Regions from separate parts of the Homo sapiens genome. Here region 2 is linked to region 1. Evidence: read pairs that join two places in POLR2A ChIA-PET (ENCODE). Cell type or tissue: OCI-LY7. All regions are shown on one strand. Links, peaks and the distances in the headings refer to the core of each region. The heading gives the core; the rest is flanking DNA. Region 1 overlaps RBM20 (RNA binding motif protein 20). Region 2 overlaps SMC3 (structural maintenance of chromosomes 3).

The links. ChIA-PET counts read pairs that join two places held together with the same protein. Peaks named below come from ENCODE experiments on the same cell type or tissue, not always from the same donor. Only the 100,000 strongest peaks of a DNase experiment are listed, where the experiment ranks them.
Region 2: POLR2A ChIA-PET joins it to region 1 with 5 read pairs; 4 of 35 experiments call an interaction of 5 or more read pairs at or near these places.

Annotation. Positions count from the first base shown.
Region 1 is chr10:110,648,036-110,653,418 of GRCh38, reverse strand. The region is part of intron 1 of RBM20 (RNA binding motif protein 20); the gene reads right to left. Among named protein-coding and RNA genes, the nearest start is that of RBM20, 6.4 kb to the right of the region's middle. RefSeq lists enhancers at 1,185-1,684, 1,685-2,186. In OCI-LY7, for the core only: CTCF peaks have their summits at 4,084 and 4,298 (motif pointing left); DNase peaks (open chromatin) are centred at 1,668, 2,818 and 3,288; H3K4me3 peaks cover 2,824 bases; H3K27ac peaks cover 3,833 bases.
Region 2 is chr10:110,594,767-110,600,149 of GRCh38, reverse strand. It overlaps SMC3 (structural maintenance of chromosomes 3), which reads right to left. Exons shown (of 29, transcript NM_005445.4): 19 at 3,600-3,752; 20 at 1,860-2,011; 21 at 338-496. Among named protein-coding and RNA genes, the nearest start is that of SMC3, 30 kb to the right of the region's middle. In OCI-LY7, for the core only: no CTCF peak of the experiment used is centred there; no DNase peak of the experiment used is centred there.

The DNA.
Region 1 (5,383 bases), core at 298-5,297:
AATTACTTTCAAATAGTTCAGGAAAAGAAAAAGCAAGAGAGAGCACACTCAAGGGCAAGCAAGAATGCAAATATAGTCCCCGCAAAGCAAGGTTTACTTTTTAAAAATACAGTCCAAATTATATCCTTGGTTGAAACAAATTTGAAGCAGAGTGGGAATTGGGGTGGCAGAAATAATAATGGGCATTCCTATAACTGGCTTGGGAGTAAGAAGTAAAATGTGTTTTGTTTCCTTTAAATATTAGTTATGCTTTTACATCTCAAAAGGTTCATCTTTAAACCACAGCTTGAAGGTGTTAAGAGGACGTTTCTGGGTATGAAAGGAAGGTAGGTACTGGGTTTTTCCTCTATTAAGGATCTGGGGAAAAAGAGTAACCTTGAACAAAGAAGAGCAGAGAAGAAAATGTGATGGTTGGCTTCTGTTTGGCAGGAAGGAACAGAGCATGAGATGCCCAGGAGAGACCCAGTCTACTGCCACTCCCATAAAAGTCCCGTGTGGGTGGGTGAGCAGGATGGGGTGAGAGGAGATAACACAACCAAGGATGCTTTTCTCAACCCTCTTAGGGGAAGTGAGTAGACTAAGGCTGGTACATACACGGTTAATTTATGAATGCCTCCATTTCTCTCTCCTCCATTCCCAGGATGACAAAATGGTGGCTTAGCAGAAAATATAAGACAGAAATACAGGGATTCTCATCACAGCCTGATGACTCCCTCGCTGTGTGACCTTCAACAATTCACTTGACTTCTCTGATGCTCATTTGTCTTACCTAGAAAAACAGGAAGGCTGGGCTAAAACAGCTCTCAGCTACCTTCCAGGACTAAAATGTAAGATGCTAAAGGGCAGCTCAGTCTTCAAGACAGTGCAATACCAATGTGAAATGTCTACTCCTTCTGTTGCTGTTTTTAAAAATGAAATACTCGCAGGTACAGACGGTTAGGAAAAGAAATAGATAAAGAAAAAAATAGTTTTATTGTTTTCTTTTATTGTAAAAGTAATACATGCTCACTGAATTTTAAAAAAATAGACCATATTAAAAAGGAAGAAAAAAAGACAAACCAGTCTAATTGCCCCACCCAGAGTTAGAACTACTGTTAATGTTCTTTACATTTGTTCTTCAGATGTTTTTTAAGGCTGGCAGGCACCAGCACACACTCATACACATCTTTTCAAAAACAAACATGAGATCTTTGCATACATGCTGTTTGTAATTTTTTTAGTTAATATTATATGGTTCTCCTTCCATATCAATCAATGCAAAATAGCAGCATCATTCTAATGGCTGAGTAGTACATGACCTTATACCTACACATGGTTTATGTTTCCAACTGAGAAACATTTAAGTGGTTTCTAATTTTCACTTTTCTAGACAGTGTTGAAATAAATATGCTTATGTTCATCCTCATGTATGTACATATTTGAAGACTTTAAATCAAGATTTAATCACAGACTTCTCTCTCTTTTTATGCAGAAGGTTAAAATATTGATCATTTCAAATACCAAATAAAGTTTCTCCACAACTCTGCTATTGCCAGCGCAGGAGGATGCAGCACTGGCCCCACAGCGCCCACATCCTGGCTCTGGAAACACTCGGTCTCCTGATTCAGTGAGGCTACACGGAAGCATGAGGCCCAGCTTTGGGACAACTATGACATCTGCAAGGCTGCAAAGAGGTTTTAGGGCGAGCTCCAGGCTGGTCTCTGCGGCCAACTGACTGTGCGTCACGGTTCAGGAGTCCCTGCAGTAGCCACAGCCGTGCTCCTGTAAAACGTTTGTGGGTCCTATGTTTACATTCTCTGACTCTGAAACCATCGATGTCACCAAACACACTCCTGTTGGCCTGTGTTTAACACAATCCAATTCAGACACATGAAAATTATTATCTCTGTCTCCCAAGCTGAAAGTGCTACTTTCAGTTTGTTAAAGTAAATGTTAAAGTACTTACTTTAACATTCCAAAAAATTATTCTTATACCAAAAACATTTTTAGAGATTGAAGAACAGTATAAAACCTTTTCCTGTTCACTGACATTAGTGTTTATTTTTCTGACTTTTAAAATTATGTCACTGATCCAAATATTCTTTGTGAATGCTAGAGAAAGTATTTCATTCTCTTTTTGTGGTTATTGTTGTATTCATGGGTGATCAGTGTCACAAATATGTACCTGTGTCCATGGCTAAATTTAATTGATGTGGGACATATTCCGTATCAGGTGATGGAGGAAGTAGATGGAGGGAGGCATTCTACATTGGGTATCACTCCACAATTTTGCTAAGATTTGCACAAGAGCCACCTAATTTTATTCTTGGAAGAAACTGCAATTGATCATTTCCAATCCCTGGAGAGGCTAGATTAGAAAGGTTAATTGGCTTGTCCAGGTCACTGACTCCCAGTCCAGAGTTTTTTCCTCTGTGGCACTCCTCGACAGAAGCCCAGTAATTAACTTAGAGCAAAGATGCTCATTTTACACCTGAAAATATCAGACTGATCTTAAATCATTCTGTTCAATAATTAATTCAAAATAAACCAAAGGAGGAGATTTAGTGAAACCAATGCATCTTTAAAATATATATTACCTAGTCTACTCCTGACACTGGAGGGCAGGTTGAAGGGCAGGCCTAACAAAACTTAAAAACATATTCGGGAAGGAGTCCACAGACAAGTTGCAAAACCAAAAAGTATTTAAGATGTCCAGACAGCAGCAATTGGAGGTTTCCAGGTTTGGGTCAGAGTGGGAAGTGGTAACTGAGAACTGATGGGTCATTAGTGTGATCAAGAGAAAGCAGGTGCAAAGAAAAGGCAGAAGCAAGTGGCCCTGGTACAGCCTTAAAGCAAATACCACATTAAAGAAGGCAAAATTGGCGTGGAAACTATCTTCATGGGGTGATAACCACTCCCAAACACATGCATGACCCCCCTGCCTTTTGTTTCTGAACACATGGAAAGATTGATTTGTCCAACTGAGCTGTGAGTTATGAACACATCCTCATGCAAGTTGCTTAACTGCTCCCTTTTTGCCCATAAAGTACATCAGCACCAATATGTGCCATCTCCCCTACAGATCTGCTGTCAGCAAGTTGGAAAAGTTGCCTTAGAAACCATCAGGGGACTTACTTATCTTATAAAATCCATCAGGAGCTGTGGGGAAGAGGAAGATCAATCAACTTGACTGTAACTTCCACCGCGGTAAAGAGTTTATCATATTAAATGGATATATGCAACATATCCAAAACACACACAAGTTATTTGGGGGGAGGGGTCCTTCTCACTTTCACTTCCTCCCCCAACAGCTGGCAGTGATAACTTCTCCCCACACTTGCTGTGTGTAAACTTTGAAGACTAAAATCTTGTACAGCTCTTTAGTTGGGTGGAATTTAAACAGTGACCACCCATGGAGCCAGTCAAACTATCAGCTCACCAACAATACCCCCGTGGTGGTGTTGCAAACCAAATTCACATTCCTGATTCAAAAACATGTCTTCTTAATTAGGATCAGAATCTGCCAGTCTACTCACTGGTGGGAACATGCAGTATTAGGCATCCAGGATAACACGCATATTCTCAAGATCCAGCCAGGTTCTTTAAACAGAAAGGGAACTGCCGTGTGCTCCTTTCTGCAAACCACTAATTACCATCTTTGCCATGATTCTGTAATATGGATCATTTTACTTAATGCAAAACTTTTCAACACTCTAAACGCAGCTACCAGTCACTCACACTAGCTGCAGATCCACAGCAATTTTCCCTGTTAAAATATACCAAATAATATCATTTAGACCATCCCCAATTAAATAATCACTGTGGCAGGAAATAAAAATCAGATTAAGTAGGATTTTGTGGTGTAGGAGACCATTCAAGCTTTTGTCTGGCAGGGAGACCAGGACAGATGAAGGGAGAGGGGTGTCCTACTTCTGAACTTCTCTTTTGGGTTTTAACTCCAGTATCTCAAGCTTCCTCAATTCTTACTTTCCATATTTAGTTCAGTCCATTTTAATTTCTATCCCTTGATTAAACCCCAGTTCCCAACATTTTGTGTATTCTTGTTTATCAAACCTGTGAATTGAGCTATATCAATTTGTTCACTTGAGGACCGGCTGTTGTGGGCGGGGAAGAATATTAGTTTAAACTGGAGTCAAGAACTTAAAGCCACAAAAATAAATAAATAAATATATAAATAAATAAATAAATCAGAAGGAAAGAAAGAAACTGGATAATGTGGAATCATTTCACTGTGAGTCAATCCTGGTTGGTTTTTTTCTGCCCCCTGGTGACTATTAGGACTGGCAAAGAGATCTTAACAGATCAGAGTTCACATTCCAATGGACAGATTTGGGCTTTTTAAATTATTAATTAGATAAACTGCGAAGGAGGTAGCAAAAGAATACATGGATAGAAAAATAAAAAGGGTGATCAAATTCTTCTTCTTCTTCTTTTCCCCCCTACAGCACTGGCATTAGAACAGCTCTGTGTGCACCATATGCATAGTCCTTTACTGTGACTAATGGGAATAATGTACTACATTTCATAATACTGATCTCTTTGGCAATTTGAGAAAAATTCACAACTAAATGATTATACATACTATCTAAAAATACTTATCACAACAAACCCTCAAGCAAAATTTCTTTTTCTGATAAAACTTTGGAAAGCTTTCTAGATAAGCAAAAGAATCATTCAGGCTGCTAAGAAAATAGCACCCCCCCCTTTTCTTCCCTGTTGGGGTAAAGGCTTAATCCTCTCAGATGTTTTCCCTGCTGAATGCTTGTCTTATGTGCAGTTTAAGATGGTATTTAAAATTTTCAAAATTCCTTCTACAAGTGTATTCCTATTTCCCCTAAAATTGGGCTCAAACTGATGTTAACTGGCACAGATGTTAGAAATTCCATCCTCTTTCCAGAAAGGACCAAGTATGAATGAAAGGGAATGTCCCTTTTTAGCAAATTCTTATTTCTTCTCTCTGACTCTGGATGTAATTGTCAGCATACCCATCAAAGTGGGTGAACATCATACACAACTTGCCTGCGAATGACTCCCTAACAGTTACACGGAGATCCTTCTGCAGAATGTCTGTAAAATTAGAGTCTGTAAATCGGAGTTGCTACTTACAACATTTTCTATTCCGAGTGAGGGGAGCACTTTGCTCTGAAAATATAGACAGCCAGTGTTCTAATGCTATACGGAAGACTATAGATCAAAGAGATCAAAGCTGGATTCATGTTTTCATTAACTACAAGCATTTACACGCAGGTAACACTAGCCATCAAATGCTAAACCAAAACTTTTTCTATTGTTTATAATTATTTTTATTCACTGCTTAAAAAATAATACAGAAAAAAGTGTCATCTATACTCAAATTAAATATGCAACCTGATGCCACGCATTA
Region 2 (5,383 bases), core at 223-5,222, 53 kb after region 1:
ATCAATTAAAATGCTTGATCAAAACATTAAATATGTAAAGGCAGTAAGATAAATATGGTAAGGCTAACAAGCTCAAACTCATAGCAATACTTACAACTAATAAGTAATGCTAATTAACTAAATTTTAAGGAAATGAAAATTTCTTGTATAATCCTAACCTAGCTAGATTGGTTTAGAAAAACAAAATCTTATTTACTCCTATGTATATTAAAAGTCCAAGCCTCATTTTAATATTTTCTCAGTTCTTTTCTTTCATATTGCCCTAGTTAGCAAGAAAGGCCCTTTTCACAATAGCCAATTACTAACGAATTCTTTTTCCAGTCAGCTGTCTACTTACCTGCTGAAGTTGACGAATCTCATCATTCAGTGCATCTACTCTCTTCTGATCTTCCAAACTCAGTTGAGAAAGCAAATCAGTTCCCAGTTCTGCTTTCAATGACTCTCTGGTAGACTCCATAGCATGCAAGCTTGCCTCCAAACTCTGTAAGCTACGTTGCTATATGACATTATCCATTTATTAGTAAGGTATTAGCCACTGTATTACTTATAGTGAAAATTTTAAAACAATCTATATTTGATTGAGCTAAATATATAGACATATCAACTCAAATATTAGGTGCCTATTAATTTGGTAATTAGGACTCTAGCAACAAGAAAAATATGATGTAATAGTATAGGTGGGGCAGGGTGGGGCAGATCATATTCCATGATTAAACTATACAAAAATCTTCAGGCATATTATAAGAACAAAAAGTTGCCGGGCGCAGTGGCTCACGCCTGTAACCCCAGCACTTTGGGAGGCCAAGGTGGGTGGATCACGAGGTCAGGAGTTCGAGACGAGCCTGGCCAACATGGTGAAACCCGTCTATACTGAAAATACAAAAATTAGCTGGGTGTGGAGGCACACGCCTGCAATCCCAGCTACTCTGGAGGCCGAGGCAGGAGAATTGCTTGAACCCAGGAAGTGGAGGTTGCAGTAAGCCGAGATCACGCCATTGCACTCCAGCCTGGGCGATAGGGCGAGACTCCATCCCCCTCAAAAAATAAAAAGTTGTCAGAATATGGTTGGGATGGTACAACTGTAGGCACATCTTTTTTTTTTTTTTTAAGCTCTTTGTAGTTTTAGTATTATACTAAGTAAAAGATTTGTCAAAACTGTCAAGTTTATGAGACCAATAACACACTATCACTTATAAGTTTGCTTTCTAATTTTAATACAATCTGGACAAAACGGAATCAAATATTCAACTAATTCCATTGTGCTTCAGATAAAAATGGTTACTGACAAAAACTGACCATCAGACAGTACTCTTATGTCACAGCTTCAAATGCCTATTTGTTCAATGAAGGTGGAAAGTTTGAACGTGCCAACAATAGGAGACTTTGGGTATCCATGGGTTTAAGAATGGTAAAATAGATGTAGATATCCAAAAGTATGGGTCTAGCCTGGGCACAGTGGCTCACACTTGTAATCCCAGCACTTCGGGAGGGCAAGGCAGGTGGATCATCTGAGGTCAGGAGTTTGAGACAAGCCTGGACAACATGGTGAAACCCCATGTCTACTAAAAACACAAAATTAGCCGGATGTGGTGGCGTATGTCTGTAGTCCCAGCTACTCAGGAGGCTGAGACAGGAAAATCGCTTGAACCCAGGAGGTGGAGGCTGCAGTGAGCTGAGAACGCACCACTGCACTCCAGCCTGGGTGAGACAGAAAGAGACTCTGTCTTCAAAAAAAAAAAGTATGGGTCCAAACAAAAATGAAACATAAAATTCAAGGATAACCCATATAATGTATGATTCATATTTCCATATTATTAATCTGTAACAATCGATCTATAACCAAAGATATACTTACGAACCTTAGGCATGAAGGTTTTCTCTGACTGCTGCCTCTTCTCTTTTAGCATCTTCATTTCTGATAATATGCTATCTCTAGATGCTTTAAATTTCCTTTGCTGGGTCTCGATCTGTTGCATTTGGTTCATCAACTGATCAATTTCATTATTAATCCATATACAAGGCTAAGGAAAATTATCTCCAGGTTGTAAATATATCGTATGTTCTTAATTCTTTTTAGACACAACACCATGTATCCCTTCCTTTTCTTTACCCCCAAATAACATTTATGTCCTCAAATTTATGGACCAAAACAATGCTGAACTATATTACCCAAAATGCATTCAATCATAAAGAAGCTTGAAACATTTCACCCCATTTCACTCTCAGAATAACATGTATACTGTTTTACTAAAAGTTATACAAAACAAATTCTTGGAAAACCATAAAGGAGGTTAGGTGAAATCTAACAATATTACATACTTTTAAATATCTTTTCATTCAACAAATGTTTACTGTTACTATGCTTAAGGCACTATGTTAAGGGTTTATGTATGAAGAGTTCTTGCCATGTGTGGAATAATTCAATCTAGCTGGATTATCAAACACAGGAAGACAGCTGGTATACACTGTCAACATCCTCCTTTTCCTCAGTATTTCCCCATACGCTCTTTGTGTTAACATCTTGCCAAATTCAGGCAGTTCTTTAAAGTGCGATATGCAGACCCCTGCAAGGTCAAAGCTCAGGTGCTTATTTTTCTTTTTCTGTGCTTGCACTGATGGCACAGAAGTTATAAATCTGCAGTTTTAAAAAAATTCCAGTTTCACCTGAAGCAGTTAAAAATCATTAACTTTATATCTATTCTTGATGCTCAAGTACCTATATTTTTCAACTTGTGTGGCAAAATGGAAAGCACACATAAAGTACTTCTTATACCAAAGCACCATGGTGGTTTTAAGAAAATCCACATATACAATTGTTTCATTTGTGAACTGAACTAACCACTCCTCATGCAGCACCATTTTTATGTAAAAAAAAAAACTATGGCTACTCCGACTTGGTTATCTGACAGCCATTTCCTCCACTAACATTAAATCTGCACCAAATAACTTCAAGACAGTAAAATCTAACATTTTTCACCCTCCCCTGTCACCTTTTTTTTTTTTTTTGAGACAGGGTCCCACTTTGTCACCCAGGCTGGAGTGCAGTGGTGTGATCTCAGCTCACCGCAACCTCCACCTCCCAGGCTCAAGTGATCCTCCTGCCTCAGCCTCCCAAGTAGCTGGGACTACAGGCCTGTGCCACTGTACAAGTACAATAAAATGCCAGTCCTTATATATTTGACTTCTAAGCAATATGTAACATTACTGATGCCGCCCCCACTCTCTTCCTTAAAACAGTATCTCTTGCTTACATAAATTCAACAGGGAAGAAGGGAAAAAAAAAAAAACTACCAAGGTTTTACTTGTACAATTCACAAACTGATCCTTCTCAGTTTCCTCTTTCTTTGCCTGATACAACCTTTATTTTTGTGTTCTATGGGTTCTTTTCTTCCAAGTGACTTCATGGTATTAGCTACTTAACACTTAAGCAAAGAATCATTAAAATAGCTTTTAGTCTTCAAAAGCTAAACAAACATAAGCTCTTGAACTTAAAACACAAGAAATTTTTAATATGTGAAAAAACAAAAGATTATATATGGCAACCAAAACACAGTTCTTCCCCCACAATATCTATCACTATGCACAAAACAAAAAGATATTTTCAATATTTCTGCGCAGGTTTTCATTGAGCTTTGCTTCAAGTTCACCTAGTTCTTCTTCTGCTTTTCTAACATCTTTTTGCAATTCAAGTCGAGACTTCCTTGTGTCATAATAACCCCCAGTTAGAGCACCCCGATGGCTGACTTGGTCACCTATAAACAAAACATATGTAATAGGTCTGTACAACTTTTTTATTCAATGATAAATTGACTTATAACAAAAAAACTAACCTACAGGCTTTAAGTAGATAATGAGAATTGAAAGTAATTTAAACCACCCTGAAAAAATTTTGCTTTTCAATGCTAGATTTTTTTTTTTTTTTTTTTTGAGACAGGGTCTTGCTCTTGTTGCTCAGGCTGGAGTGCAGTGGTGCGGTCATAGCTCACTGCAACCTCAAACTCCTGGATTCAAGTGATCCTCCTGCTTCAGCCTCCTGAGTGGCTAGGACTACAGGTGTGCACCACCACACCTTTTTTGTAGAGACCAGGTCTTGCTATGTGCCCAGGCGGTTCTCGAACTCCTGCCCTCAAGTGATCCTCATGCTTTAGCCTCTTAAGTATCTAGGATTACAGAGTCAAGCCACTGTGCCCAGCCAAAATTTGCAGTCTTTAAAAAAAAAAAAAAAAAAAAAAGAACCTCCAGTTGAACCTGAACATCTACCAGAGGGGAAGGAAGTGAAGACTAAAGAGGAAATATTAGTAGGACACAGGACCTAGCTTGAAATTTCCACTGGCCATATTTGGGAAAATTTGAGCATCAAAATAACAATACCAATGTAATAACATATTGAATTAAAAAAAAAAAATTCATGAATCACAGTGATACTTTTTTAAAAAATGAAAATTGGAGACTCTTTTCTACAGAAGAGTGACAGCTAATAAATGCAGCAGCAATAACAGAATTTATGAATCACCATTTTGAAACCCCCCAGTGTAACAACTGATTCAGGCAAGAGTCAACAAAGTGCTAAAGCAACTGAAGTTGTTGGGAGAACCTGACTTGAAGAATAATCTCACATATTATTAAATTACAAAGGGGCAAAGGGATACCTTTACAACGGAGAGATCTGCAGGTGATCAAACCTAGTATCACTAACAATGGGACACATTATATGACACCATAAGTACATATCATTCATGTAGCATTCATGCCAACAATATTTAAACAATGATGAGGAAGCAATAAGACAAATCCAGAAAATGGAACTTTTCTGGATTTCTCTGGGTGGGGAGAAGGGAGCAGGAGGAACTGTCTTATATTTAAAGAATCTAGACCGGGCATGGTGGTCATGCCTGTAATCCCAGCACTTTGGGAGGTTGAGGCAGGCAGATCACCTGAGGTCAGGAGTTCGAGACCAGCCTGACCAACATAGAGAAACCCCGTCTCTACTAAATACAAAATTAGCCGGGCATAGTGGCGCATGTCTGTAATCCCAGCTACTTGGGAGGCTGAGGCAGGAGAATCGCTTGAACCTGCGAGGCGGAGGTTGTAGTGAGCTGAGATCATGCCACTGCACTCCAGCCTGGGCTCGAAACTCCATCTCAAAAAAAAAAAATAAAGAGAAGACACTATATGCATACTTGATTTAATCCTAAATAGAAAAATATTTTAGGATAATTGAGAAAACTTGAATATGGATACTTTTTAGAGGATATTAGGTTAATGTTAAATTTCTTAGGTGTAACAATGATACTGTGGCTATACAAAAGAATGTTCTTATTGTTAGGAGATGCATGCTTAAATTTTAGAGATGACATGACATGATGTTTTACTTATTCTTGGA